Regions from separate parts of the Mus musculus genome. Here regions 1, 2, 3, 5, 6 and 7 are each linked to region 4. A link is a loop called in an ENCODE intact Hi-C map of the cell type or tissue named here. Cell type or tissue: heart. All regions are shown on one strand.

Region 1 (4,000 bases), 220 kb before region 4:
CCAGATCTGCATCTGAGAACCAAGGTTTGGTCCCCAATCAAAGGGCGAGGGATAATACTTAGAAATGTACCTCAGTCAATGAACACAGCAGAAAGAGTAGTCGATAAAGACTAAGCCGGGGTACCCAGGTCGCGTTGTCCCTTTCCAACTGAGCAATCTAGACAAATAACCATCTGACCCTCAGGCTCCTCACCTGGGAGAGAAAGCTGCAGGTGCCAAACTCCCAGTGGAAAATGGGGTGGAGAGGTCATCTGTTGTGTGCAGGCAGCCCTTATTGGCTCTGTCTGGACCTTTCTCCGTTTCTTGACAACACCTGTCTGAGGTTTTCCCAGTTCAAAACAGAGGAGTTGTCATGAACACTCCTCCATATGACCTGCTGGGTCCTAGCATTCCTTCAAGGCTATCACCAGGTCCAAATATGGACTCTGGGGACCCTAAGACCTGATCCCCAGGACCACCAGTTATCGGGCAGTTACTTCTCTCTTCCCCTTGCACAGCAGGTGTGGCTGTGTCCCTGCAGCTGACAATCTGGAGAACAATCTAGAAGAGTCAGGGGGAAGTGATGCCAAGAATGAGCCGTGTAGGCAGGGAATGAAGGGCACCATTTGAATCCTGGATCAAGCCAATCCTGAAGTCAACCTTTTTTTTCTTTTTTTTTTTAAGGTTTATTTATTATTATATATAAGTACACCATAGCTGTCTTCAGATGCACTAGAAGAGAGCATCAGATCTCATTACAGATGGTTGTGAGCCACCATGTGGTTGCTGGGATTTGAACTCAGGAGCTTCAGAAGAGCAGGCAGTGCTCTTAACCGCTGAGCCATCTCTCCAGCCCCCCAGACTTTTCTACTACAAGACAGAACCACTTCCTTGTCATGGCAGCTTCCTGAGGACAAAACCACGGAGGTGATTTGAGAGATGAGCCCAGGAAGATGAAAACATGAGCCAAGGTAGCAAAAGGACATTCTCTAAGGAGTTCAGCAGACCTGTGAAAGGAAGACCTGGGACAAAAGGGGATGGGGTTTTAGCCACCAGCTTCTACCTGTCTGCGGATGAAGGCAGCAATTGAGCAGGGATGAAGGATTCTCCTTCTTGGCAGCTGTGGGCTGACCCCAGCACTGGCAGAGTAGACTCTGCCTCCAGAAAAGGTCCTGAAAGAGTTAAAGCTGGAAGCCAAAGGGTCAGATACAAAAACCCGGAGCAAGCAGGCAGGGTGGGTGTTAACATTCCTTCTAGACTCCGCCCCACAGTTACCTGGCAACAACCAGGTATGCCTGACTGAATAAAAGGAGCTGTTTGCCCCCTCCTCACTCTCCTACTCTTCCACTCTCTCACTCTCTCTGTCCCTTCACTCCCCATTCCCTACCCATCTCTCTCTCTCTCCACCTGTTCATGGCAGACTCTCCTCCTCTACTCTCTCCCCCCCCCACACACACACACCCTTTCTCTGTCTCTACTTCCTCAACTCCCCTCCCCATGTCCTAAATAAATTCTATCCCATACTATATCCATCGTATGGCTGGTCCCTCAGAGGGAAGGGATGTCTCAGCACAGGCCCACAGAGGCACCCTCTTTCTACCTCACTATACTGTGCCTCTACCAAACACATCCCTGGCTTCCCTTTCTTTTTTATAAAACACAAAAGTGGAGAGTATCGATGTACTTGTACTTAGGTCACCATCTGTTGCAGCACAGAGCATCACTAGTTCTAGCTGGAGACACCATCATCACCGTCAATCACAGATGCAGCATCACTGCACCAGCAGCAGTCTGCATGGAGGAGCAGTCCAGCATGCTCTCCATTACCTGTGGTGTGTATCTGTCTGTTTGGTTTGGTTTGGTTTTCTCACCAAAGACCTCTTTACATGGAGGTGAAGGGGTATCTAGATGGCCCAGTTTCTCAGACATTCGCACAAGCCCACCTCAGGGAACTCCACACATCTGCTAGACCCTCTCTGCAGCAGAGGTGCCAGGGCAACCGGGACTCAGGGTCCCTTCAAGAGTCACCTGTCAGCTGGGCGTGGTGGCACACGCCTTTAAAGCCAGCACTCGGGAGGCAGAGGCAGGCGGATTTCTGAGTTCGAGGCCAGCCTGGTCTACAAAGTGAGTTCCAGGACCAGGACAGCCAGAGCTATATAGAGAAACCCTGTCTGGGGGGGGGGGGGGGGAGTCACCTGTCATCAGACTCCCTCAGCAAGAACAGAGAAGAGCATGGTGAGCAGGCAGCAGGCTGGTTAGAGAAGTCAAGACACAAAGCAAAAAGTAACAATGCAGAAGCAAACCTTTTTGCTTTTCCTTTTAATTTTCCAGTCATTTCTTTTTCTTTTTTTAAAAGATGTATTTATTATTGTATATAAGTACACTGTAGCTGTCTTCAGATGCACCAGAAGGGGGCATCAGATCTCATGACGGGTGGTTGAGAGCCACCATGTGGTTGCAGGAATTTGAACTCAGGACCTTGGGATTTGAACTCGGGACCTTTGGAAGAACAATTTGTGCTTTTACCTGCTGAGCCATCTCACCAGCCCTCCAGTCTTATTTCTTAAGGCCTGTGTGGATATTGAAGGATATTGAAGGATATTGAAGACTGACTTATTAATAACCAACTGGTTAGAATAAGTAATGCTTTCTTCAAGAGTTTGTCCTGAGAGCCTCACTCTGGTGGTACAAACACCCCCTGTCAAGGAGAAGGCTAGGGGATCAGGTGAGTAATTGATCTGCTGGTGTCTTGCTGTGGATCAGGAGTTGGGAAGGGGGAGGCATGTGGATTTGGGCTGTTTCTCCCAGTCTGCCTGCATGCTACCATGCCTGAGTTCCAGGCTATGTGTCCTACATGCTTTTTGTGAACACTTTCCTAAACTGATGACAGCGGCCATTTGAAATAGGAAGAAACAGAGGCGCCGAAAGTGCAGAAGCTAATGAATAGAAAAGCGGAGCCCTGTGGCCCAACATTTTCAAACATGGTGTCCAGGTCACTGTCGGGTTCACTTCATCCAGCCAGGAGATTGCTCGTTTCTCCTCTAGTCAGTCCCATCCTGCCTGCTGCTCCTCCTCCCCGCCCCGACCCCCCAAGGCTGAGCCATCATGTCTGGGACAGTCTTTCAAGACTCCCCTCTTCTCCCACGGTTCTCTCTCCATAAGCCAGATCTGGGTCTGAAATACGGGCATTCTGTCCCATAGCCCTAGGAACTGCATATACTGCACAAAAATGCTCAGCGTCCAAGAGATAAAGGCAAACCCCTTTTCAGGGCAGAAAGAGGCATTTGCAGGGATTCTGTTGAGAAAGGTCCCCTCTCTCACCCGCAAATGCGTCTATTTCACTGACGCTGTGGCAAGAGCAGAGTGAAACAGGCCACGGAAGGCGGATGCCAAGTTCAAGTTACGACCTCCGAAGGGCTTCCAATAAATGTTCTCTTTCTTTGTCTTCCTGGAGGAAAGCCAGGGCATGAGGAAGGTTAACTGATCTTCCACTTCCAGGAGAAACAGAAGCAGTTTTGCTGATGTCATGGGAAGTGGGTCCTCACTGGGAAAGGATGCTGCCTGGTCCAGGGATGCAGCCCTCCAGACCAGGGCTTGCTAAGCTCAGGCTTCCCGCTGGTCACTGCAGTGCTGACTTGGCAGGGAAGTGGGAAGGGGAAGACTCTCTGCTGGGCCCTCACATCCTCAGCCTACACTAGCACCTCCTGGGACTCCAGCTTTGGACTGAACATGAACCCTGTAGTTTGTGAGTTTGTTTGCTTTGGGCAAATAATCACTTCCTGTTTCTTAGAAGTCAGAGCAAGCTTCCCAAGACCAGGCAGCGGCTCTTACCAAGCAGCAGGAATGTGTGGGGTAAACAAAACAGAGAGGGCGTGAGGCCCTCCCACTGAGCAGCCCCAACAAGCTGGGGAGGGGGGGAGGACGGGGAGGAGGGGGGGGTGAGAAACCCGGTGTTGCAATTTCCCCCAGTGTTAAGGAATCTCAAGAGCGGGTTTGAGGTCTCCAGGCCCCCACACAGGGT
Region 2 (4,000 bases), 430 kb before region 4:
GGATTTTAGTCCTCCTGATACAAACACAGCATCTCATTAATCCTTTAAATTTCCCTGAAAACACTGATCGTCCTTTACATTTCTTTGTTACCCGTGACCTTGGGTTGTGCCTTTAGTCATTGTTCTATTGCTGTGAAGAGACACCATGACCATAACAACGCTGTAATTATTTTAATTGGAGGTTGGCTTGCAGTTTCAGAGACTTATCATCATGGTGAGGGAGCATGGCAGCAGGGATGGTACTGTAGAAATCATTGAGAGCTACATCCTGAAACACAGGCAGAGAGAAACAGACACTGCCTATGGTGTGGGCTTTTGAAACCCCAAAGCCCAGACCCAGAAATGCACTTTCCCCAACATGGCCACGCCTCCTGATCCTCCTAATCTTTTCAAACAGTTCCACTACCTGGTGACTAAGAATTTCAAATACAAGAGACTAAGTGCCATTCTTATTGAAGCCAGCACAGAGTAGTAGCTATTCAGATCTTTCCCTGAACTTTCAGCTTGGTTGTTCATTTTCTTATTATTTCACTTAAGAATGACTTATGCACTGAGCACAAGTCCTTCACACACTGTATGTTTTGCAAATATTTTTTCCAGTAACTTTTCCTTAACTCATTCATGTTTGATTTGTAGTTTCTTTTTTCTTTTTGTTTTGTTTTGTTTCCTGAATGAGGTGTGTTGACATAAAAATGCAGCTCTTACCCTAGGGAACAAGAGGCAGTTTATTCTGGATCCACATATGAGTGAGCATGGCCCAGATACATAGACTTAGGTTTCCCTGGATTCCATGTTCTAACATGGTAATGGTTTTATGTGGGTTTTCATGGGCACAACAAAGATAGCCACAAATCAGCACACTTTGAATTATAAGAGTGAGAAGCCTGTTTGTTTCAGGCCTCAGATGCTATCTGAAGACATCCTGACCTTTTGGGGTGGTAGGAGCTAAGGGCCTGCTCATATATTACAAAAGTATTTACCTAATACTCACAGATATTAGGTCACACACAGAGGTGGTCAATAAGTGGCTTTTTAGGGAGCTAAGATAACCCAAGATAATTTGGCTCTGGACATTCCAGCCATACAGCAGCCATTGCACTTCTAATCAGCCAGCTTCAGTGCAGACAAGGGTCCTTCTCCCAAACTTAAGTTAACATGTGGGATGAACGCCCTGTGCATGCATCTTGTCAAACCTCTGGCTCCCTTTGCAATTTGCAGCTTCTGATAATAAGAGTTTCTGATGCTAAAGCAGTAGAGTTTGCTATAAAATTCTAGGAAGTTTGAGTCATGAGCCAACTTCATGAAAATACTTTGTTGGTCATTATATTATTAATAATTATTAATTATTATTATTACTCAGGAATGGTCACAATTTCCTGGTTCTTGACTTTGGAATTTTCAGAGTACTCAAATAAATTCTTAGCTCTCTAGCAGACTGTTTAAAGATGCTCTTGGAAGCCCCTAATTATTAGGAGAGCCCAAACACACAAAAAATTGTGTTCTCTCCATCCATGAAGTGGAAATATCAATTTATATTTGTGTAAAACTTCAAGCAGTGGTTATACAGTGGTGTTTTTACATGGGGACTCGGTTCAAGTCTGCTGCTGCAGTACATGAGTGTTCTCTCTCTCTCTCTCTCTCTCTCTCTCTCTCTCTCTCTGTGTGTGTGTGTGTGTGTGTGTGTGTGTGTGTGTGTGTGTGTGTGTGTGTGACGTGCGCACGCTGTGGTTCAGTTCTAAGGCTCAATTGGATCCCTGGCTTCAGTGCATTGGCGCTGTGTATAGGAGCGGCTTCTGTAATTGAAGTTTCCTGATCCTCTGAGGTGGTAGCCCAGAGACCTCCCATAGATGGCAGCAAACACACTTTCTAGCGCTTTCCCTCTTCGTTCAGACTAGTCTCCTTCAGGGAAAGAAAATGAATGCAGAGACGATGGAGTCATAATTAGCAAACAGACTCCAGTCATTTAAAAAATTGGCAAGAAGCCTTATTAAAGGAGGCAATAATAGTCATATTTTGCACGTGTAACAGGGCCTTTTATCTCTAGGTTTCCAAGCGCCTGTCTGAGTCATGCAGAGGGAAAAAAAGAAAGGAAGAGAGAAAAAAAACCACAGGGTCAGAAGTCAGGAAACTGTAGCTCTGTTTGGCATTCTGTAGCATTCTCTCATTTTAAAGTGAAGGTGCCAATGTCTTTCTTGCATTTAAATACAAGGAATTTACCACATGTTAGGGGAGGGGGGAGTGAGCCTGTGAGGTGATTTGGTGCTCCTGGGCTGATAGGAAAAACATGCATTCCTCAAAGTTGTCCTCTGTGAAAATAACAAGAGAGCTTTAAACACGAAGCCTAGGACAAACATCAGACAGCGTTATTATACACGGTGTGAGAGGCAAAACGAGGAAGATTTTAACATCCTTGCTCACGGAGTGTAATTGTCGGCACAGCCTCATATTGATTCTTATGAGGCAGGAATAAATACTCCTGCAGATGCAGAGTCCTGTGAACTCCCAATCACTCATTCTTTATCTTTGGCAGAATAGCTCTAGTGCAGAAGGAAACGGCTCCAAATGTGGATACACCTACAAGATACAGCTCTTCCCATACCATACCACGTTCAACCTTCATCTCCAATTTACTCGCAGAAACAGGGCCAGATCTACTGAAATCTTCTTGGAACATTAAAATTCCCCTTCGTTGTTGTCAAGGTTCAGTGACTTGACAAGCTAAAGACAGACACCCAACTTTTGAAGGGAAGGGAGGGCCGGAAATAGAATGCTTCTCTGCCACATGAAAATTCACCTGGGGCTTGATAACCTGAACAATTTATAATGCCTGCCTTTTTATTTATTTATTTTTTATTTATTTATATTGACTATGTTACCTTTACTTTGGGACAAGGTCATGAGCCTTTCTGAGAGTCAGTTTTCTCACTATAAGAATCCCTCCCACATCCCACCTCCACAGAACTGGTTTAAGGATTAAATGGATGGAATAGATTTTACATGATGCATGTTGCTTGATAGGTATTTAACAACAATTAGTCACTAAAATACATCCATGAAGAAGTTAGGTTCTCTCGGGTTCCTTGGTGTCTCAGGAAATCAGGATAGTTAGTTCAAATCCTCAAAATCAGAACCCTACTTCCCTATAATTTCATCTAATACCTTCAAATACCTGGGACTTTGTAAGAATCCCAGATTGGATCAGCACCCAGCCTCTTGTACATAGACCTCAACTCCTTAGCCGTGTCCCACGTGAAAGCATCCCAACCTGTCAAGATGACATTATGAATCTGGAGCCTCCATCAGAGGCCCCCAGGTGATGAGAGATGAGGTCTCGCACCACAGAGCCTTTGATCTTAACTGTTTTTTTTTCTCTCTCTCCTGCCAATTTAATATAGTAACCTGTGCTGCATGTTGTACCCAGCAAGCCATGCTGGCTAGTATTTTGTCAACTTGACATAAGCTAGAGTCGTCTGAGAGAAAGGCACTTCAGTTATGAAAATATCTGCCTAAGTTAGACCTGCAGGCAAGCCTGTGAGGGCTCAGTTAGTGACCGATGCAGGAGAGGCAGCCCGCTGTGGGTGGTACCATTTGTTAGCAGATGGTCCTGAACTGTATGAGAAAGCAGGCTGGACAATCCATGAGGAGCAAGCCAGGAAGCAGCACCCGTCCAGGACCTCTGCATCAGTTCCTGCCTCCAGGTTCCTGTCCCGACTTCCCTCCGTGAGCGACTGTTGTTACCTGGAAATGTAAGATTAAATGAACACTTCCCTCCACAAGTTGCTTTTGGTATTTTATCACAACAATAGAAACCCTACCTAAGACACAAGCTATTGCTCCAAGGTTGGTCTAGAACTTTCTTCTAGAATGCTTATATATAAAGTCTTTATGCTCACTGCATTCTTTCGTGTTTGTTTTTCATCCGAAACATAATTCCTGTTTCTGTTGGCCCAAAGTGGTCAGTATGTGTAAGTGCCATGGCACTTTGTCCTCTGGGATGTTG
Region 3 (4,000 bases), 280 kb before region 4:
AATGGTGAGAACACACAGGATGGTGTCTATTCTCTGTCGAATGAAAGGTCTTCAGAAGATTGGTCTGGCTAGACTGGATGGCGAGGAGCTAAAGAAGCAGGCTGGGTAGAACAGGAACGAAAGCCAGATGGATGAAGAGTCAAACACCAGGTAATCAGTGTTGGGAGTCTCAAGCACCAAGCCTGGCTTCAACTTAGGCTCTAAACAAAGAGTGTGATAACTTGGTTTCAATCCAAAGTTCTTGCAAATGAACGCCTTCTGGGGGTGGAGTTATGCCCTTCCCATGTGTTTCTTCTGGGCTCGCTGTCTGAAGTCATCACTGTCAGGATCTGGCTTGCCTTCCCTTCCCATCCACTCCTTTCCTAGCTCCATCACCAGTTTCTGATCAAGAAGGTAGTTCAGCAGATTATCAAGGCTTGAGGATGCTCATTGTCCCCGACCTAGATTCCCAGAAGGTTCCTAGAAGATTCCTAGGTGCCTTATTCCTAGAAGGTTCTTTTACTTGTTCTCTTGGCTGACTTCTCCTTAGCATCAACGACATTTTCTCAAGCAAAGTTGCCACTACCACTGACCAGCCCAGTCACCGTCTCCACGTTCTCCTTGCCTGGATGCAGTGTCTTCTCCTTCATTTCTGTCATTTATTGTCTTTATCTATGTAGGGTGTCTTCTGGAAAACAAAAACAAAAAAACAAGAGTAAGCTTTCATACCACAGCTTGTCCTTGACTGTTCAACAAGTAAGTAAGTGGTGGATACTAAATGAATGGATGAATGAATGATTATAAATGTTCCAAGCTTCAGGCTATCTTCTCTCACAAATTCATAGGTGAAGAACTTGAACCTTTTCCCAGAAAAGAGAAAATAGGAAAGTAACAGAGTTGCCTCCACCACACCAGCTGATCCTGCAATGTTGCACTTGAGCTCAATGCATTCTAATGAAAACTCTGGGGAAACAGTTTCAGAGGAATCCATTTAAAAAAAATGTCATTTACACCTGGAGAATTCACCCAACCTTTGAACCAATTTCAAAATGCAGTTCTTTAATGCAGATTTGACAAATTTGAAATCTCTTACACAAAACCGTTTTTTCATCTAATGTATTCCCCCAGCCTGTACCACAGTTTAAGTTATGGGTTTTTAATGGGGTAAAACACTTCTATAAAAAATCATCAATATACCATAACTGCCTCTAAAAAATTGATGAGTTTGGAGCATTGATTCTGTCCCTGAAAATGCCATCCTTGCCCTTGGCACCCTGGGCACTTCTAATAAAAAAAAAAAGTGGCTAAGGAGGCATAATGAATATCTAATGAACCGTTTTGTATGTCTTTGTGGCTCCTCCAACTATAAATAAATCAATGAGCCTTACAAAAATACATATTTTAGTGGTAAGTTCATAAACAATAATCTTGTTTTTCTACCATGACTTGAATGCTATTCTTTTTATAACATAGCTGAAAATTTTATAGTTTTTATACATATCCATAACCCAGAGCTTTAAGCAGTCAGGCAACCTAACCCATGTATGATTTTTACAATGGCCTCGGGGTATGGAAGCTGGGGGGTGGGGGTGGCATGTAGGAAAGCCAATATAACCATTTTCTAGTCGCCAACATAGGATATGAAAAAAATCAGTAATGAACGGACAGCGAGGCCAGGAGAAGACTTGATCAAACACTGTGGGCTAAATGAAGAACAGAGGTATGACAGCTACCCCACAGGTCAGGCTCAGTGGGCGATGGCCCTGGTCCCAGGCTAGGTCAGCCAAAGGCAGCCATTGACTGGAAAAATCTCCTCTGTCAGTATAGTGTGTTCACCTGATCCCTGCCAAAGGTTTTCGTTATATTGTTCCACCCACTTCCTCAACTGGAAATGGGGTAACTGCTTCCCCTCCTGTTGACTCAGACTCTATGACCCAAAGCTTGGCCTGTCTATCTCGCCGACTTCCCTTCCAGAAGCCAAATATAACCAACCCTTTCCTGGCTCACAAAAAAAATTCCAGTCAGACTGCTATGCATGGTGACCAATGGCCCAAGAACCTCTGGTCAACTCTGCCCACAGCCAAAAATAGCAGCCACTAGATTAGTACAGGCTGGGAGTTTTGTTTCTCCTGTTGTTGAGACTTCATTGGAAGTTTATTTTACATTTTTGTATTGAATTTGGTTTTGTTTTTGAAAGAGAATGGAGTAACAAGAATTGGCTACTCCAGCTTCCCACATTAGACTCACTGGTTTAGCGTTGTCACAGTGGGCCATGAGTGGAAAGGTATTCACCACTTAAAATTGACCACTCATCCACAAGAAGAGAGCTCGACAACTCCGTCCAGCATTGCTTCCTGCCTGGCCAGGGTTGAGGTGAGACCCAATTCCCCAGAGTCTCATCCTCAGTCCACCCAAAGACAGGCTGTAGACTTAATGGGGACCTTCCCATGGCTATGCCCACAATGTAGCCGGACCTCAGGCATGTTTTGTGCTTCTTGGGCTGTTGATACCCTCCACAGTACTAGAGTGAGACTCTGATTATTCATTTAAAAAAAAATCCAGCAACCAAGTGCCCTCTGCTCTGCTTTATGACATGCAAAGCTCTTATCAAGCTGGTTTTTCTGCAGGCCAACAGACACATCTTATTAAGTCTTACCTAGCGGGTGAAGTTAAATTGAAGCATGCTAAAGAGATACAGGCTGAAGAAGATGATTATCTTCTCGATGCCCTGTTTCCAAATGCGATGAATAATAAACAATTTTGCAAAACTATAACCTCCAAATTGTCGGATCATCTTTGTACTTCTGTTTCTTCAAAGACAGAGACTGCTTTCTGGCATTATGCTCCCGCCTAGGAAAATAAAAGAACACTCCCTCAATTTCTCCATGTGCAAGCATACTGCACAAATATATTTCATTTCTTGTCATGTTGTATGCTGTCCCGGAATCAATAAATAATTTATGGGCTTAATGCATTTATCAGCTCTCCTGTTTCACAATAACACCTGCTTGAATAAGAGTTCAGTCTTGTAGTTTGCACTGCACATACGCACACACATACTCACACACACACATACTCACACACACACACACTTTCCTATATATTCATGTCAAAGACGTCTTCTATATTAACAGAAAACAAGCAATGTCTTGGGTGTTTCTCTACCATGAAATTAACTTTGCATCTTATCCATCAAATGAGTGAAATGTGTTAACAGGTCGCCATACTTTGCAGAAGCTAAGAGCTAACAACCTACACCAAAGGAGAGCTTAAGCTGAGAATTTCACATCACATTTTCTGAAGTGGTTTCCCTTCTTTGTTTGTTTGTGGGTCGTCCCCCCCCCCCCGCTTTTGTTTTGTTTTAATTTTTCTGCAAGAAAGGTTCCCATTTTCCCAGGGCTACTTAGACTGTTGAAGGCACACACAGCTTCTACGTTGTTGAACTTGTGCTACTGAAGTTGCCTCCCTTTTGGAAAATATCATGTTTATCATTAAGATCTGCCTCTGAGCACCTAGCAATGCCAAGTGTGGTACCAGGTGCATGTGGTTGGCAGGACTCACCTCTACTGCCACCCACAGGCTCCAACTTGGATTCAAGCATGTCATCACTCACACCCTTGTGGCAGCCGCATCTTGGGGTGCCACCATTATGACAACAAGCAGCAGGCAAGAGCACAAGAGGCAGCAGCTGCTTCAGGGAAAGTCAGGTGACTGCACCTGGTTAGTGCAGTGCCGATTGCTCTGCTCCACTGCCTGCCCCCACCCCTTCCCATTTGGAAGGCTTTAGTGTTTAATTATGCCATAAGAGAATCACCATCCTGATAGATTCTTAGAAGAAGGAATCTCAAAATGAGTCTAGTCTACTCATTTTAAAGACAAGGAAATGGAACACCATGTGGGGGAGATGGAAGTGGGAGAGCAAGGGTTACAACCTCGGCTGAGATCACACAGGTTGTCCTTTGCACAACAGAGACAGAAATTAAGAATTTGTGGTCGAACAGCAAAGCTTTTCCACTGCACT
Region 4 (4,000 bases):
GAACAAACTGCCGGGAGGTGCGGGGCGCGCAGCAGCGCAGGGGCGCAGGGGCCGCGGGGCCCCTCGGTGCGGACGCCGGCCGCGGGTCACAGCGTCGGCGGTGCTGCCCGCTCCCTCAGCACCGCGCCCGAACCCCGGGCTCAGGCAGAAGTCGGGCGGCGGGGTGCCTCACGGGACGGAGAAGCGAGAGCGGCGCCCCTCAGCGGCCCGGCCGGCCGTCACTGCCGGCCGGGGTGGCTCGGGGACCCGGACGCGGACGCCGCGGAGCTCGTTGCAGACACCTTAAAGCAGCCTGAGTACGAGGGGCCGGCCGGCTAGCCGGCCGGCCGTCGGAGCCCCGAGCGGAGCGGTGGCCGAGCGGGGTTGAAGGGATCGCCACCACCCCACCTCGGACCGCGGGGCGCGGAGCAGCGCCAGAAGAAAGGACGCGAGCCGGGCAGTGCAGAGCGAGCGCCCCGGTCGGCATTGTCTGCGGCCCGCGCCCCCTCCCCCGCGCCGCACGCCCCAGCCCGAGCCCCGCGGCCACCCGCGCCTTTGTCCACGCCCGCCCCGCACACCCGCACTCAGCCTGCCGGACAGACGACCGGGACGCCGACACCCACCACCCCGCCACCGAGGGGCGCGTCCTTGCTGATTCATTTCCCACTCGCGCTAGCCCGTCCGGGGAGACGGGGGCGGGGACCAGCGGGAGGAAATGGGCGCTCCGCTCCGGGGACCGTCCGAGTCGCCCGCTGCTGCACCGCGCGCGCCCGACCCGAGGCGGCCCAGGGGATCGGAGGGGAGACCCTGCCCTCCCCCACCCCCGAGGGACAGGAGGACAGACCGAAGGACCGACGGCCCGCGGCAGCCCCGTGACTCACCGACTTGCAGGACGTTGTCTACGCAGCCACTCTCCAGCAGCGCGATACCCCGGCGGAAGGGCAGCCGCGTCTCGTCGCCGCCGTCCGCAGCGCTGGCCGCCCCCACCGACGGGGTCCCGGTGCCCGCGGCGACGGCGGCGGCGGCGGCTGAGGTGGCGGCCGGCGAGGATGAGGAGCCGCCGCGCCGCCGCGCCGCGCCCGTGCTGCCGCCCGCCGCCGCCGCCGCTGTCGTCGCCGGGGCCGCCCGCGGAGCCGCCGCCGGTGTTGAAGGACGAGTACATGCAGATCTCCCGCTCACTGCGGGGAAAGGACCAGTAGACGATGCGGCGCTGCACCGGCTCCGGGATGCGCTCGAAGCGCTCCTCCACGCGCTGGAACGGCCACTTCTCCGCCACCCTGCGCGCTGCGATGTCCAGCAGAGACTCGGGGCTTTGGGTCTTGCCCGGCGGCAGCAGCCCCAGTGCCGCGCCGCCCCCGCACGCCGCCGCCGCCGCCGCACCGCCCGCCCGCGGGCCGGGCCGACAGGCAGAGCTGTAGCCGCCACCCGCGCCGCCGCCGCTGCTGCCCCCACCACCGCCGCCGCCGCCGCCGCCGCCGCCCGGCCGGCAGCAGAGCCGTTTCGCGGGAGGAGGCTGCTGTCCGCGCTCCGCCATGACCGCGCCGCTTCTAACCCGACAGCGGAAGTGCCGGGACCCTATAAACGGCACAAGGAAGCGCGACACGCACACGCCGTGGCGACGCCACGCTGCCATCTAGGGCCCGCCGCTCCTTGTAGGGGCACGGGAGGTGTGGCCTAGGCCGTGACGACATCGCCGAGGAGGAGCGCCGATAGGGAGAACCTAGGGGAGGGGGCGGGGCCTATGCAAATCACTGGGCTGAAACATAAATAGAGCGCTCCGTGGACACGGGGGTGGCGGGGGCACCCGGGTTGGGTGCCCGGTGGGCTGTGAGAATGTCAGGCTGCTGTGACGCGGGAGGCGGGGCTCAGGCGGGGTTTCCGCGGGAGGGGTCGGGCCGTCTGCCAAGGGGAAGGGTGGGTGGGTCTCTGCGCCCCCTGTCTACTCAACTTAGCCCTCCAGCGCCCTGCCTCCTTTTGATGTCCGCCGAGCGTGGACGCTCCTCGTGGGTCGCCGCGGGGCGGGGAGGGGGGAGGGTTCCGGACTAAATGGAGGGCGGGCCGACTGCTCGATGCCCCACCCCCCAGTCAGCCGGCCCCGCGGGGAAAAGCCTCTGGGCGGAGGAGGCGCTTTCAAAACAAAGAAATGCTGCGTGAAGCCCCGGGGACGCGGCCGAGAGGAAGGCGGGGGAGGCGCGGCCCAGGCCGCCTGCTTTCCTTCCAACCCGGCGAAGCGAACTTCCCCCACCCTCGGCCGTGGCTGCGGCGCAGGGGGGAAAGGGAGGAGGGCTGAGCTCAGCCACTGTTTTCCACTTCACTTTTCGCCGACCCAGGTGGGGAAGGGGCGCGGCTGCCCCGCGTAACTGCAGCGCACCCAGCCCTGAGCCCCGGGTTCGCTCCGGCCCGGTGACACGCCAGGGAGCCGAGTCGATCGAGCGCCCGGACACGCGCAGCGCTCGGATGCTGCCCCGCAGCCGCTGGACGCGCGTCCCGAGCCGGCCGCGCCGCCCTGCCCCGCCCCGCCCTCGCACTCTTTCAGTCCTTCGGGCCAAGAAGCCGGCCCGCCCGGCTTCACCCCAGAGCCCCAGTCGCCCTCTGCCGCGACCTGCTGCAGACCCAGGGGGTCGGGCCGCTCACTTAGAGCGCACACACGGGCAGAGAGGATCGCGCAAACTCTCCAACGCGAGACGGTTGTCGCTCACGGCCGCCCGGTGGCGGACAACAGCCGCGGGCGCTCTGGAATCTGCGGCGGGGCTGAGACCTGGAGTCCTTGGCGCTCCGGACGCGCGCTGCGCTCCCTGCAGCATTGGCGGCGCCCGACCGGCGGGTCCTCCCCGCTGCAGGGCAGCAGGAGAGCGAGCAGCGCTGGGAGACGGTGCCCGGGCGCCAGCGGAGGCGGAGAAACGAGTCCCCGTCTGAACCGGGAACCCTGCGGACATTGTTCTTCGCACTCTGCAGAGCTTGGTTAGATCTCAGCCAAGCCGCAGGCTTAATGACCACGTTAGACACTCTGACTTCTTGCTCCACCTTCTGTTTTTACTGTAAACAGTGTTAGAGATACTGTCCTATTGTTGGAGATAAGCCCTAGCTCCTCTGACACTTTCGCATATTGGCTACTCCCCACTGCCTACCTGGTCTGAATTTAAAGCAACTACGCGCGTCGGCGTTGTAAAGAAAATTGCCCACTCAAAGCGAAGGCCGCCCGAGACATTGGACGTGATCCATGTCGGGCATCGGGAGCCCCAGGCTAGAAGTCCCTGGAGACAGGACGCTGGCAGACTTTCCATAGCTGCTTGTTAGGAAAATTTTGGTGACATGTTTTTGTATATTCATCCAGTATTTTTCTAGGCACCTCCTCGGTGCCTAGGAAAAAGCCGGACAGAAAACTGGAAGAGCTTTATGGGCAAGCGGAAGAGGAAGTCCCTTTCCTCCGGTTGTTTAATATCTATATCTCTTTAAGAAATAATTTTAAGAGACTTTAAAACTTAGAGTATCGGAGCAGAAAGAAGGGTGAGCCCTAGTCTGTCCTCAAAAAGTCACGACAAAAGCGTGTGCAGTACAGGTCGCTGAACATTTCCACCCGTGTACACGGGTCTCTGAATTAGAAAGTTAAAAAGGACAGAACTGATGTCCTCGGACAGAATTAATGACTCATTCAGGGTCAGATGCGGTGTTGGTGGGAGGGATTAATTTCCGTTACCGGAAAATACATACCTTTAGAGGGGGCTAACATTTAAAGAATTTGATATCGCAATGAACTAAAAGAGGCTGGATCTAAGACATGGACCTTCCCTGGAGGGATCCAGTCATTTTTTGTTAAGTTTTTTCTGGGAATGGAACATAGGCCCTCCAGCGTCAATGCTCTTGGGCTGAACTATACCCCCTAGCCCTGGGGCAATCCAGCTTCATTTTCTAATTCAAAGAAAGCCCAAGGCCACTGAAGATGATCTAACCCTACTTGATCTCCCTGGGGTCTCAAACACTGCCCACTCTTCTTTTGAGTGGTTCCCCCCATTCTTGGGTT
Region 5 (4,000 bases), 59 kb before region 4:
CTGCCTCCCGAGTGCTGGGATTAAAGGCGTGCGCCACCACCCGGCAAAGAAGTTTTAAAGAATGGTAACATACACACATCATAACCCTAGCTGACCCAAAAGCAGATACCGAAAGACAGGTTTTTAAAAAACTAGTGATGATGTCTTTAACTGTGACCTTTGTGCAGAAAAGGGGTCTGGAAACTCACATGGCCAATCACAATCATCTTATATTGTTACATACAAGTGCATGTTTTTATCCTAAATATTGCCATAAAACACACACATGCACACTTTGAGAAGAAAACACTCCAATTATTACAATACTGCTATAAAAACTCAGAACACCCTTAAATTCTGTCAGTTTAGCACTGCCCTCAGAAGCCCTTGGGTAATTTGTGACTGACCATTTTGCCTCTGCCAAACTTGCAAAGTCCAAGTTTGTGTGGTGTATTTTTTCTTAGTCTATAAGCCTCTTCACATAATTAAACCCTCGTGACTCACAGGATGGGTGACCACGACGCCTAATGGAATGATCAAGATCACGCAGAAGAAGTTGGATTTTTTTTTTTAAAGAATTACTTATTTACTTATTATGTGAGTACACTGTAGCTGTCTTCAAACACACCAGAAGAGGGCATCAGATCCCATTACTGATGGTTGTGAGCCACCATGTGGTTGCTGGGAGCTGAACTCAGGACCTCTGGAAGAGCAGTCAGTGCTCTTAACTGCTGAGCCATCTCTCTCTAGCTCCAGAAGATGTTTCTTAACAGTCAATTAAAATGAACAGCAGAGGTAACTTCAGCAGCCAATCAAAGCAGCCTTTCTTTGTTAACCTAGTCAAGTCACTGAAGTTTTCCAGGAAGTTCAGTGACCCCTTTTCAGAGCCTTCATCCAGGACTGTCCCAGGTCCACTACCCACACCTCAAGTTGCCTAAACACCCTACACACAAAAATAGCTAATAAATTTGTGATTCTCACTCACATTAACCAAGAGCTAGAAGACGAACAAAACTCTCAGCTATGACTAAGCAAAATGATTTAATTAAGTCAAGAAAAACAAATGTGAACGGTGAAGTTAACTGTTAACAGGCACAGAAAAGGGACAGATTTAAGAGAAAAACAGCTCTAAGCCTAGTAAAGATGCCATCATGGTTAAAGCCAACATTTTTCTTCAAAGGCTAATGTGTCAGCCTCAATAACCCAGAGCTATCGTGTCCAGGATGGTTTTCATGCAGATATTTTCGAATTTGACTCTTTTTCACTTATATTTCCCTATTTTTTGATCTCTGCTTTACACTGCATGAGAGCTTCTTAGATTTCTTTCCTGTGCCAAGTCAAAAATAAAAATGGATTTTAGTAACAAAAGTCAAAGGTCTCAGTATCCAGCAAAAACCACCTTTCTGTTCCTTCATCCGAAAAATCTGCAAGACTTTACAGTCTCTTCCTTTCTCAAAAGAGGGGAAATAGAGTTTGAAATATCCAAGTTAATATGTAAGTTATATTTGGTTTTGTTTAAAATTAAACAGAAGCCGTACCGAACTTACAAAAAAGAAAGTTGTTGTCTTTTACTACAAAGTATCATTATCGACAATCTTAGTATTAAAAACTCCTAACCTGCTCCCTCACCCCAAGGTTTCTGTAACCCTCTCCGGCACCCAAAGCGATCCGACCCTCTCGTTGTCAATCACTTACGGATCCCGCCCTGCCCCGCCCCTCCCCGCCCACTCCAGCAAGCAGAGTCTGAGCACCGCTCTGGCCTGGGGCTGAACCGGTGGCGCTGACGTCAGCTGGCGACCGCGGCCGCATTCCTAAACAGTTCAGACAAACCCAGTGGTGGGAAGCTTCGAAAGCCCTCAGCTGTAGTGAGGGAAGCAAGGGCTTGGCTGGCAGCCAGACTCCTGAGCTCAGCATTTTGTAATGCACTTCCTTTTTACTTAACAGCTTGCATAATGCCCTTAACCCTTTCTTACCTGCATCTCACCTTTAACCCCTTCTTTTCTGGGTCCAAAACATTCCTTGCAACTCAGTCTTCCCATGAGTCTGTAATATGTTCTCACCAAATCACAACTGATTGACTTTTAATACTGCTGAAGACGGAATTTAATTAAACACACATGCTCCCCACTACCTAACTAAAGTACCCAAATTTTGCTTCTGAAAATAACGTTAATTTTTAAGCATAAAAACATTTTATTAATTCTTAAGCCTTTTTTTTCCTAATGATAATAATACTGAAGAATAAACTAGGACCCTGAGCAGGCTATGCATGGGAACGCTATCGCTGAGCTACACTGCAGCACTAAATATTCTAATATTCTCAAGACCCTTCATAATTTATGCTTTCAGAAACTTTTTTGTGTATATATAGAGTAGCTTCAAATAGGTCACACTGCAGAGCAAAGGGCATACAGTGGCAGAATAGCTACCCAGCCCTATCTCTGGCAGCATGGTGCTCAGTAGGGACTAACTCCACAGCTAGACAGCAAGTTTAAGGTCAGCCTGGACTACATTAAACCATCTTTAATTACAACACCTCCATGGAGCATCACTGGATCCCAGGCAACACCTGCACTGGACATTGAGTGTGTGCACACCTCCTTCACAGAGGCTGTCTAGCACCCTCTCGCTGCTGCTACCTGAAGCTGCACATCTTCTCGAGCATCTCTCGAGCTCTGCATTTTGTACTGTGTGTTCCCTTTGTGACACACGACTGCAGAGTCTTTGCTCAGCCGCTGTTACCAAAATTCTTTTTGGAGAACAGATTTCAGTACTTTAATGCACACTGTTCATCCTTGGGATGCAGCAGGGCATGTTTACCCTTTAAGAGCAGATTGCTTCTTTGTAGACGATCCCACCATACCCTTTGTTCAATTTTCTATTGGTCTTTCAGTCTTCCTAATGTGTAGTTGCTTTACTTAAAATTCATTTTTATTTTGTTTTTGTTTTTCAACAGGCTGAAGAGGTGGCTCAGCAGCTAAGCGCACCTGAGCTCTTGGAAGGGGATCGAGGTTTTGTTCTCGGTACCCACAATACAGGCTCACAACTGCCTAAAACTCCAACCGCAGGGGATCTGACACCCTCTTCTGACCTTCCAGGCACCTAGACATACATATACTTAGGCACACACAAATATACATAAAAGACCTGAATAAATCTTCAAAAAATTTTACATATACATGAGTGTGTGTGCACAGCATACATGTACAGGTCAGAAGACATCCTCAGAGAATTGGTTTTCCCCATGTGTGTCCACCATATGCATCCTAGGGATCCAACTCAAGCCATTAGACTTGGTGGCAGTTGTCTTCTCCTGCTGAGCCATCGTGTCATACTGGGGTGGTCTGAGTGAAAGTGGCCCATAAACTCATAAGAAGTGACATTACTGAACATGTGGCCTTGTTATAGTCTTGTGGTTGTTGGAGGAAGTGTGTCACAGGGGTGGACTTCCCACTGTGACAATGATGGACTAAATCTCTGAACTGTAAGCCAGCCCCTATTAAATGTTTTCTTTTGTAAGAGTTCTTGTGGTAATGGTGTTGCTTCAAAGCAATAAAACCCTTAACTAAGACACATACTATGCCTTTCAATATATTCTTTAGGGATTTTTTTTTTTAAAGAGAAAAAAATAATGCAGAGATTGGCCAGATGGCTCAGCAGTTAAGAGTATTCCCTGCTCTTACACTGGACCCATTTCGATTTCCAGAACCCACATGGCAGCTCACACTCGTCCATAAGCCCAATTCTAGAGAGCCCAGTACCCTCTCCTGGCTCTACAGGCCCCACACATGTAGGTGGAACACATAAATTCACACAAACACACACATAAAATACGTAAATCTAAAATTTTTTAAATAAACAAGGAATGAGGATAAACTAGTCCTGTCAACTAAGTTTTCTCATTCTTATGATATCTCTTAGTAATTAATTACTATGCCAGGTCCCTCTGAAGCTCCTACCTGAACACTTATGTAAAACATATTGACAGATATCATAAGTACACGTGTAACTGAGTACATAC
Region 6 (4,000 bases), 260 kb after region 4:
ATAAGTAAATAAATCTTAAAAAAAAAAACAAAAACAGTATTATTCAACATACAAAGGGGGTGGCGCTTCTGGGCATGTCCCCAAAGACTGTATGTCATACCAGAGAGACACTTGCACATGAGTGTTTATTGCTCCAAATTCACAATAGGTAGGAAATGAACCAGCCTAGGTAGTCATCAATGAGGGACTGAAGACACACATGAATGAATGAAGATCATGTGCTCTATTTGTTCAATGGAATTTTACCCAACTGTAAAGCAGCTACATGAAACCATGAAATCTGCAGGAAAATGGATGGAACTGGAGGTTACTGTGTTAAGCCCAGCAACCTCGACTCAGAAGACAAATTCCATGTGTTTTCCTTCATATGAGGATCCTAGATTTTAACTTTCATGTATGTAAGTGTGGGTACAGAACATACGACTACAGAGAGCACCGTGAGACAGGAAAACAGTCTTAAAAGATGGGAAAGTAGGACATGAAAACACGTGGTGGGCACTGAGAGGGAACAACAAGTGCAGGGGGCACAGGGTGGGCACTGAGGGGGAGGCAGCAAGCAGGGGGCACAGGGTGGGCCCTGAGGGGGAGGCAGCAAGCAGGGGCACAGGGTGGGCCCTGAGGGGGAGGCAGCAAGCAGGGGCACAGGGTGGGCCCTGAGGGGGGCAGCAAGGGGCGAAGAGACACAAGGGGACAGGAGGGGAGTGCAGGAGAAGCACCAGCAGAAACAATGCATATCAGTGCCACAGTAACCATTACTTCATATGCTAATTAAAAATACAATTTCAGAACCCGAGGGAGAGGAAGTATGGAAATAGGGGTGCTTATCATATTGCATTATATCATATTGCATTATATCATATTGCGTTATATCATATTGCATTATATAAATGTATATGCAGTTCTCAGAGAACAAATTTTCTATACAATTCCAAATAGTAAGCCCTAAATACATATACATATGAAAGATGTTAAATAAGCTCAGGTTATATACACACATACATCATATCTCATATACACACTTAGATATATGTTATCATGATGAAAGACTAAGAGGTCATGAATATGAGAAAGTGGTGGGGCGATGGAGGAAAGGGAGGGAGAAAAAGGAGGGGCAGAAAATGTAAACAAAATTCTCATATATAAAACTGTCAGAGAAAAAATAAAATGTAAAAAAATTACATTAAATTATAAAGTAGAATCTCTGAAACATCGTTTTTAGAAAGATGTGAGGTGCTATAATTACACTGATATACTCACTCACAATATGCACATATGTCAAGACATCACTAGAACAACCATAGCTACATACAAATTTTGCAAAAGCCACTCAATGAAGCTGATGGGGAGACAAGTACTTAACTCATTCTTACGTCAGAAGTCACCATGCAGTTGTAATTAGTCTCACACCTCCCTGTTCATCAAATGTCTCCTTCCTCACACGGCCATCGTAAGACTCTTCATACATACACTCTTTAAGAGTTACTAAACACTGTGCATAGTCCAGGCCAGCTTAACTTCACTTATCTAAGAGTTTTATTTACTCATAGGCAGTGCACTATAAAATGGCTTCTGGACCTTAAGGGGCTTTAAAGTGGAACCAACATTGATGAAGGGAAGACAGAAGACACACTAAAAAGGGGGAAATGGTTTTCAGAGAAAAGCCCTAGAGAGATGCAGACACAACTAATATATGCTAAGTGAGAGTTATGTTCTAATAAATAAGACAATATAAATCATTTTATGTGACATATTCAGCTAAAATGGAAAAACTTAACCAGCATCTTAGGCAGAGGGTGCAGTTTCTCATTTGGACCACAAGATGGAGCCATTAGCCAGCTGGAATGCAAGATTAAAGTAGAGACAGCCTGATTGAAATGACTCAAGCTATTTTAAAATGTCTTTATGCAGTCTATTTTTAACAGTATATATTCTCTACTCCATTTTGTAAAAATGGATTTAGAATAAAGTTTATAATAGAAAAAAATTATTCTAACAGTTGAATAATGAAGCCTACCACATAACTCTGAAGGTATTTATTTCTCAGTACCAGTCCTCATTCAACTGTGACTTCTAAAGAATGTCATCGCAGTCTGTCCCTTGTAAAGCAGCTTACACTTAGCCTCGGGCAGCAGCAGACATGACTTTCTGGACTGACGCTCTTTGGAGTTAGATGAGGATAACAGTTATCTGCCTGGTTTTAAATGCCAGGGAGAATGGGCTCTGTAAACACATGACACGGTTGGGTTCTGTTACTGAGTGGTCCTGATGAAGCAACACTATTGCTTTTCTTAATTCTTGAAATCTCCCACAATGCAGCGTCTCGGGGCAAATGCTTAGAAGCGAGTCTAGCACACAGTGTTTACACTATGATCGTTAGTATCAATACTGACCTTACTGTCCTAAGCTAAAGCAAATGTCAAAACCCTCAAACACAAAGACAACCAGCAGCCGAATTCCTGGAGACACTTGTGATGTCATTTAACTATAGACACAACCCAGATTGCCAACCTCCCACAATTAGTTTCCATTGCAGCTCAAAGGTCCCACGCTCCCCGGGTAGGGAAACCAGGAGTCTGTTACAGCTGCTTAGGTTCATTTAAAGCCACAGCAAGGGACTGGCATGGGTGACTGTCAACACACGCCATCCTCACGTTTTGTTGTTGAAAATGTGATAGACACATGTTCAGGGCCAACAATGGGCCTGTCCTCCTGTGACAGAATACAGTTAGTACTTAAGGACATGGACTTTGTACATGACTGAGGGAATTCAGGAAACAATAAAAAACAAAATCTTGTAGGAAAAACTACCGACAGCAAAGTATGACTGCTGTCCCCGTCCATATTGTGTATTCCAGTTTTTCTTCTATTTTCATTATGTGTTTTTGTTGTTGTTGCTGCTGCTGCTGCTTGGATAAATAAATGCTCTGATTCCTCCTGGGTGTGTGTGGGAAGTGAGATTCCTTCAAATCACTTTCAAGTACAAAGCAGGAAAGACAGTCAATCTTGATTTTTGGAACAATGCTGCCCTCTGCTGGAAGAGCTGAAATATTTTCATTAGTCTCAAACCTGGAGGAGTCTAGAACCACCTTCCAATTATTAACTAAAAAACCAGAAACTATACTTTCAGTTGTGGCTGTTTTCCTTTCCCATATTCTCCGTGATTATTTCTAGTCTCTAAATAATACACGTGAATTGGCTGAGGTGAGGCCTTCCAAATCGATATGTCTTTACTATACACACAACAGTGGAGGATGCAGGTTTTGAACAATTAGATAATGGTTCTGAAGGGAAATTGTAAGGCTAAGTATCTCTACAGAAGTCTGATGATGTAATGAAACTCAGTTCAGCAGGTCAGAGGCAGGTCCATGTCTGACCACACTGGAAGTTCACTATACCATGGCTAGGTTCTTTTATTTCTGGTAGGAATACTTATTCCTGCCAGGCTAATCTAGCTCATTTATTGAACAGTATCTGAATTGCCTAGTCTAGACTCTTTGAACTACTTCATCCGTGTATGTGCTTTGTTCTGTTTTGACTTTTAGAATTGAGGGCCAAATGATACCTCAATTCATTGTATAGCTGCCTTTGCAGCACCTACCCCATACACAGGCAGACACACAGGAAACTCATCGTTATACACAGGGGAATGGGGCAATAACCCTGCATTTGAAATGAGAATTTAAGCTAGTTGGTGGCTGTGAAAATATTAAAACTCAACATTCGATGAAAGAGCGGTAACTACGGTTAACTTAAGCTCACACAATGGAGGTATTGTGATGACACTGAGAATGGCAAAGTGTGTTTCTAGTGTGTGTTCCTATATGAATGTGTAAATTTTAAATGACTAGAACTCTATCTACCTATTATCTCCCCCAATCCTATTCGGTTCATATATAAAAGAGGCTTATAGCTGTGCTAGAAAACAGATCAAAGTTCCATCAATAGGTCTGTGACCTGTAGCAGCCGCTCTGTAGCAGCCTCCGGTAACTCCAGCCCCGAG
Region 7 (4,000 bases), 280 kb before region 4:
TGACAATGTCAGGTGGTACAGACGGACATGCAGGAGGAGACAGGGCTCAGAGTGATGCTGAAAGAAGAAAGAGAGGCGGTCTCAGAAGCACCCAGTGTGAATCCATCTCCTCATCAAAAATGCATCTTCCTGGGAAGTGTCTGGGCTTGGCCAGGGCTCTCCAGCTTTAGACTCACGTAGTCCAACTAGCAACAACAACAATTAATCAATTGTTTAGCAACACATTCAAAGTGCTTGCAGTAGCTTCGTCAAAGAGAATTAGGACACCTTGATATCAGAGCTAGCTGATGTCTGAGCACATACTTGTGGCCAGGTGGAAAAGGTATGATATCAGCTGAGGTAGAAGGGGTCACGGGTACCCTTCCTCCCACCACAGCTGTGATAGACAGAATACAGACTATTATGCAGTTCGTAAGGAGAAGGAGAAGGAGGAACCTGGCATGGGCGGGGTAGGTGGAGGTGGCATGGGAGGTGGCATGTTCTATTTCCCAAAATAGTCCCTTACCTTTATTCCTGAACAGTCACCCTGAAAACCCAAAGAAATCACTTGGGGAAAGAAACTAAAGAAAAGGTTGTATGTCTTCCAATGGATAGTCTATGGCGATTTATGGTTGTCGTTGTCCATGTCAAAAGAGAGCTGATTTAGTATTTTTGAATGACAGCCTTTCACACATTTGTTTTTTATAAAGATGCTTTATTCACAAAGGCCTCCTAAGTAGAGCATTTGACAGCGGAGCATCCACAGTGGTAGAAGATGGCTCAGGGATGAACATCCCTTGCTGTTTCCTCTCCTCCAAGTCTGCCTTCATCTTCTCTGATGCATGTTCCATGGAGCCCTTACTCCAAGGACTTTCTCAACACCTTCACCAACCTCATTCTATGGCAAGCAACTCCCTCTACCTTGGTGGGACAGCAAGTCCCATTCTGTTCCTGCTTCCAGGGTAGCATCATTCTAACCAGGGTACGACCTGTCCCATCCATGTTCCACACAGAGTGTACCTCACCATCCCATGACCTTTAAAGACACGATCTATAACCTCCTTGTCCTCCAAGAGACCATTTCTCTTCCACTTCTCTCTCCTAATCATCTTCTTTCCTGTCTTCAGCACTCCACATCACTGCCCATGTGTGAATGGACCACTCTCTTCTGTGTCTCAGATCTTGCCATCACATTCAATGTCCATACGGACAGCACACGCAACACCTTTGCCCTCTTCTTCTCTTACCAGCTCTCCTGACTCCATGCCTTCCGGGTGCCGGACATGGGGAGACTGGACAGGCAGACACGGGAGACTGCCGCAGGACCCTACAGAATCACCGTGGGATGGGCTTTGGGCCCGCTAGACCCCGCTCCTGGGGGGTGGGGAAGGTGCACTTTCAGCTCTAAATCTGGGCCACCACAGACCACTGGGTACAGTGGAAGATCCAGCTCTGGGGTTCCTGGTCCTCACGGAGGCCAGAGATGACAGGTTATCAGTTTCGGACATCTCAGACACTGCTGGATGTCTCAGAAGAACTGAGAACAAAGTGGAAGTCCCGGGGGCAGCTCAATCAGCCCTGGGACCGAAGAGAGAAGGGACAGGGTAAGAAGGCACTGGCTGGCTCCCATGCAGGCAAGAGTCCTTGGTCCGGTCTAGCAGCTGGAAATGCTGGGAGGCCTTCCTGCAGGAGATTATACGTGGCTCTTTAGGAGAAAGCCTATTCCATGGCTCCAGCACAACAAGTCTAGATGAAAGGAGGCAGTCTGTGGTTTTAAAGCTTTATTGTAGAAAACAGAGAGAGAGAGAGAGAGAGAGAGAGAGAGAGAGAGAGAGAGAGAGAGAGAGAGAGAAAGGTCGAGAAATAGAGGCTGGCCATGGCCACGGGGAGAGAGGGGGGAGGGAGAGGGAGAGAGAGGAGGGTGAGGAGGGTGAGAGATGAGAAAAAGAGAACAAGATCTTAAGAGAGAGAGGAGGGGCCAAGCAGCCCCTTTTATAGTGGGCTGGGCTACCTTGTTGTTGCCAGGTAACTGTGGGGAGGAGCATACCTGGCTATTGCCAGGTAACTGTGGGGGTGGAGTTCCAACAGCCTACATGACTGATGGTCACAGAATTATGGATCTGGGGCCTTGTGTTAGGAGTCTATGTCTGGGAACATGGCAAACAAACCTTCTGTCCCTTGCAGATTAATTTGCTGGATCTCCAGGGTTTAAACCTAGGTCGACCAGAAAACAGGCTACCTTTCACAGTCCCACACATGCCAACCTGGGAAATCACCTAGGATCCCACCCCACCCCACCCCCCACCTGAAACAATCTCTGTTTTTTTTCTCCTTTGCTCTCTGTCTTGGGGTTTCCATTGCTGTGAAGAGATACCATGACCAAGGCAACTCTTATAAAGGACAGTATTTCATTGGGGCTGGCTTACAGTTTCAGAAGTTCAGTTCATTATCATCGAGGCAGGAAGCAGGGCAGCTTCCAGGCAGGCATGGGGCAGAAGGAGCTGAGAGTTCTACATCTTGTTCCAAAGACAAACAGGAGAAGACTGGCTCCTACGTGGTTAGGAGAAGGGTCTCAAAGCCCACCCCCACAGTGACACACTTCCTCCATCAAGGCCACACCTCCTAATAGTGCCAATCCCTGGGTCAAGCATATTCCAATCACTGCACTCTCTAAACACAACCATTTCTCCTGTGAACCCCATCAATTCCACCAAACCTATTTCCCGTGTCCCCAAGACTCTCTTCTTCCCACCTTTTCCACTTTGATTGTCCTCATTTTCTCAACTCCCTTGTGGTTTGCTTCCTTCCTCTATCTACCTAAGCTCAAATACTCAGCACTTAAACCATGCTTTTCACAGCATTCTAAACCAGTAGTGTATGGCTCTGTTTCCTAATGTACATGCAACAGAGAAGCAAGGAAGTAACTGAGCTCACATTTCCAACACTTTATTTATTTTTAAATACTACAAACAGACTGGCATTTCCCTCCTTTCAAATAGTCTACCTGTTATAAGTATTTAAGTCCCAGCCCACGGATTCTATCCTGCCTTAAACCATTTAAGTTCCTTGATTTAAAAAGCACACTCATAGCCTTGATATTTACAGTAAGCCTTAAGCAGCACAATAGCTGGGCAGCTGCCTGCCCTCCATGCTGTTAGAACCCTGAGTTATTGTTCACTATTTTCTATGTTTCATCTGGGCTGCTCTTAACTCCAACAGCCAGGCCTCAGGGTGACATACTTATGGCTCACCTAACCAATGCAGTTTCTCTCTCTTCCTCTTCTTCCTCCTCCTCTTCCATGCTTCTCCTCTAGCACTAAGCTTTGGAACCCTAAGCCCTGCCTATGTCTCTTCTGCCCAGATATTGGCTTTCTGCATCTTTATTTACCAATCAGAAATAACTTGGGGGGACAGGGTCACAGGGGCTGGGGACCCACACTTAGCATTAAAATCGACCGTAAAAGACAAAACCTTTACATCTACCAAAACGGAAATGTAGAAAACCCAAGACTTTAAAAGACAAAAGTAAGTTTCTTGGTGTTCTCTGACATTCTCAGTGGAAAGTTTTACAGAACCCACATTGTATAGGCCTGGACTCCAGGTCCTATTGCTTCCTTCTGCCTGTGTCCACAGCTACATTCATGGAACCATCTGGATACAAGAATTCTGTACTCTGCCAAGTGGCTGAAAGATGTACAACACTGTCTCAGATTAACCTCACAACTTACTCTTAAGGCCCAGGGAAAAGGGACTGTTAGTCCTCAAAGACACACAATCAAACCAAAGGACAAAGATCTTTCTTCCATCTCCACCTTCTGCCGGCACCCACCACTGTGCCTGATGTTACCACAAGAGAAATTCTAATAAGCCAGGAAGTCCTCACTGGATGCTTGGAGACGTATCCACTGCCTTCCCATGTCACTCAAATGTAAAACCTCACTAAAACTCCAACTCAAATTAGGACACTGGTGCCTCTGCTAATTTAGTTAAGGCCATTTTCACACCTTGATTGTTCTAGGGA

What was found. A loop is a pair of places that touch in the nucleus more often than their neighbours do. Peaks named below come from ENCODE experiments on the same cell type or tissue, not always from the same donor. Only the 100,000 strongest peaks of a DNase experiment are listed, where the experiment ranks them.
Region 1: it touches region 4 in a loop (9-fold over the local background); 5 of 42 quality-filtered maps call a loop at or near these places.
Region 2: a loop joins it to region 4, with 3 times the contacts of the local background. A loop is called at or near these places in 15 of 42 quality-filtered maps.
Region 3: a loop joins it to region 4, with 2.1 times the contacts of the local background. A loop is called at or near these places in 4 of 42 quality-filtered maps.
Region 5: it touches region 4 in a loop (4-fold over the local background); 13 of 42 quality-filtered maps call a loop at or near these places.
Region 6: a loop joins it to region 4, with 6 times the contacts of the local background. A loop is called at or near these places in 15 of 42 quality-filtered maps.
Region 7: a loop joins it to region 4, with 2.4 times the contacts of the local background. A loop is called at or near these places in 4 of 42 quality-filtered maps.

The regions. Positions count from the first base shown.
Region 1 is chr13:107,672,845-107,676,844 of GRCm38, forward strand. No RefSeq gene overlaps it. Among named protein-coding and RNA genes, the nearest start is that of Gm32186, 11 kb to the left of the region's middle. In heart, a CTCF peak has its summit at 2,381 (motif pointing right); a DNase peak (open chromatin) is centred at 3,757; H3K4me3 peaks cover 264 bases; H3K27ac peaks cover 1,008 bases.
Region 2 is chr13:107,459,402-107,463,401 of GRCm38, forward strand. No RefSeq gene overlaps it. Among named protein-coding and RNA genes, the nearest start is that of AI197445, 8.4 kb to the right of the region's middle. In heart, a CTCF peak has its summit at 1,862; no DNase peak of the experiment used is centred here; H3K4me3 peaks cover 412 bases.
Region 3 is chr13:107,605,618-107,609,617 of GRCm38, forward strand. It overlaps Gm32090 (a long non-coding RNA gene), which reads right to left. Exons shown (of 3, transcript XR_003950574.1): 2 at 2,636-2,829; 3 at 1-667. Among named protein-coding and RNA genes, the nearest start is that of Gm32090, 5.2 kb to the right of the region's middle. In heart, no CTCF peak of the experiment used is centred here; a DNase peak (open chromatin) is centred at 1,914.
Region 4 is chr13:107,888,537-107,892,536 of GRCm38, forward strand. It overlaps Zswim6 (zinc finger SWIM-type containing 6), which reads right to left and starts at 1,528. Exons shown (of 18, transcript NM_145456.3): 1 at 1,068-1,528; 2 at 1,058-1,066; 3 at 1,050-1,055; 4 at 1,045-1,047; 5 at 861-1,042. The coding sequence starts at 1,513. In heart, CTCF peaks have their summits at 167, 1,947 and 2,686; DNase peaks (open chromatin) are centred at 655, 1,605, 2,775 and 3,145; H3K4me3 peaks cover 3,965 bases; H3K27ac peaks cover 3,232 bases.
Region 5 is chr13:107,829,585-107,833,584 of GRCm38, forward strand. The region is part of intron 5 of Zswim6 (zinc finger SWIM-type containing 6); the gene reads right to left. Among named protein-coding and RNA genes, the nearest start is that of Zswim6, 58 kb to the right of the region's middle. In heart, no CTCF peak of the experiment used is centred here; a DNase peak (open chromatin) is centred at 1,807; H3K4me3 peaks cover 758 bases.
Region 6 is chr13:108,150,155-108,154,154 of GRCm38, forward strand. The region is part of intron 1 of Ndufaf2 (NADH:ubiquinone oxidoreductase complex assembly factor 2); the gene reads right to left. Among named protein-coding and RNA genes, the nearest start is that of Ndufaf2, 6.5 kb to the right of the region's middle. In heart, CTCF peaks have their summits at 1,816 (motif pointing right) and 3,042 (motif pointing left); no DNase peak of the experiment used is centred here.
Region 7 is chr13:107,610,858-107,614,857 of GRCm38, forward strand. Gm32090 (a long non-coding RNA gene) reads right to left here and starts at 1,992. Exons shown (of 3, transcript XR_003950574.1): 1 at 1,227-1,992. In heart, no CTCF peak of the experiment used is centred here; no DNase peak of the experiment used is centred here.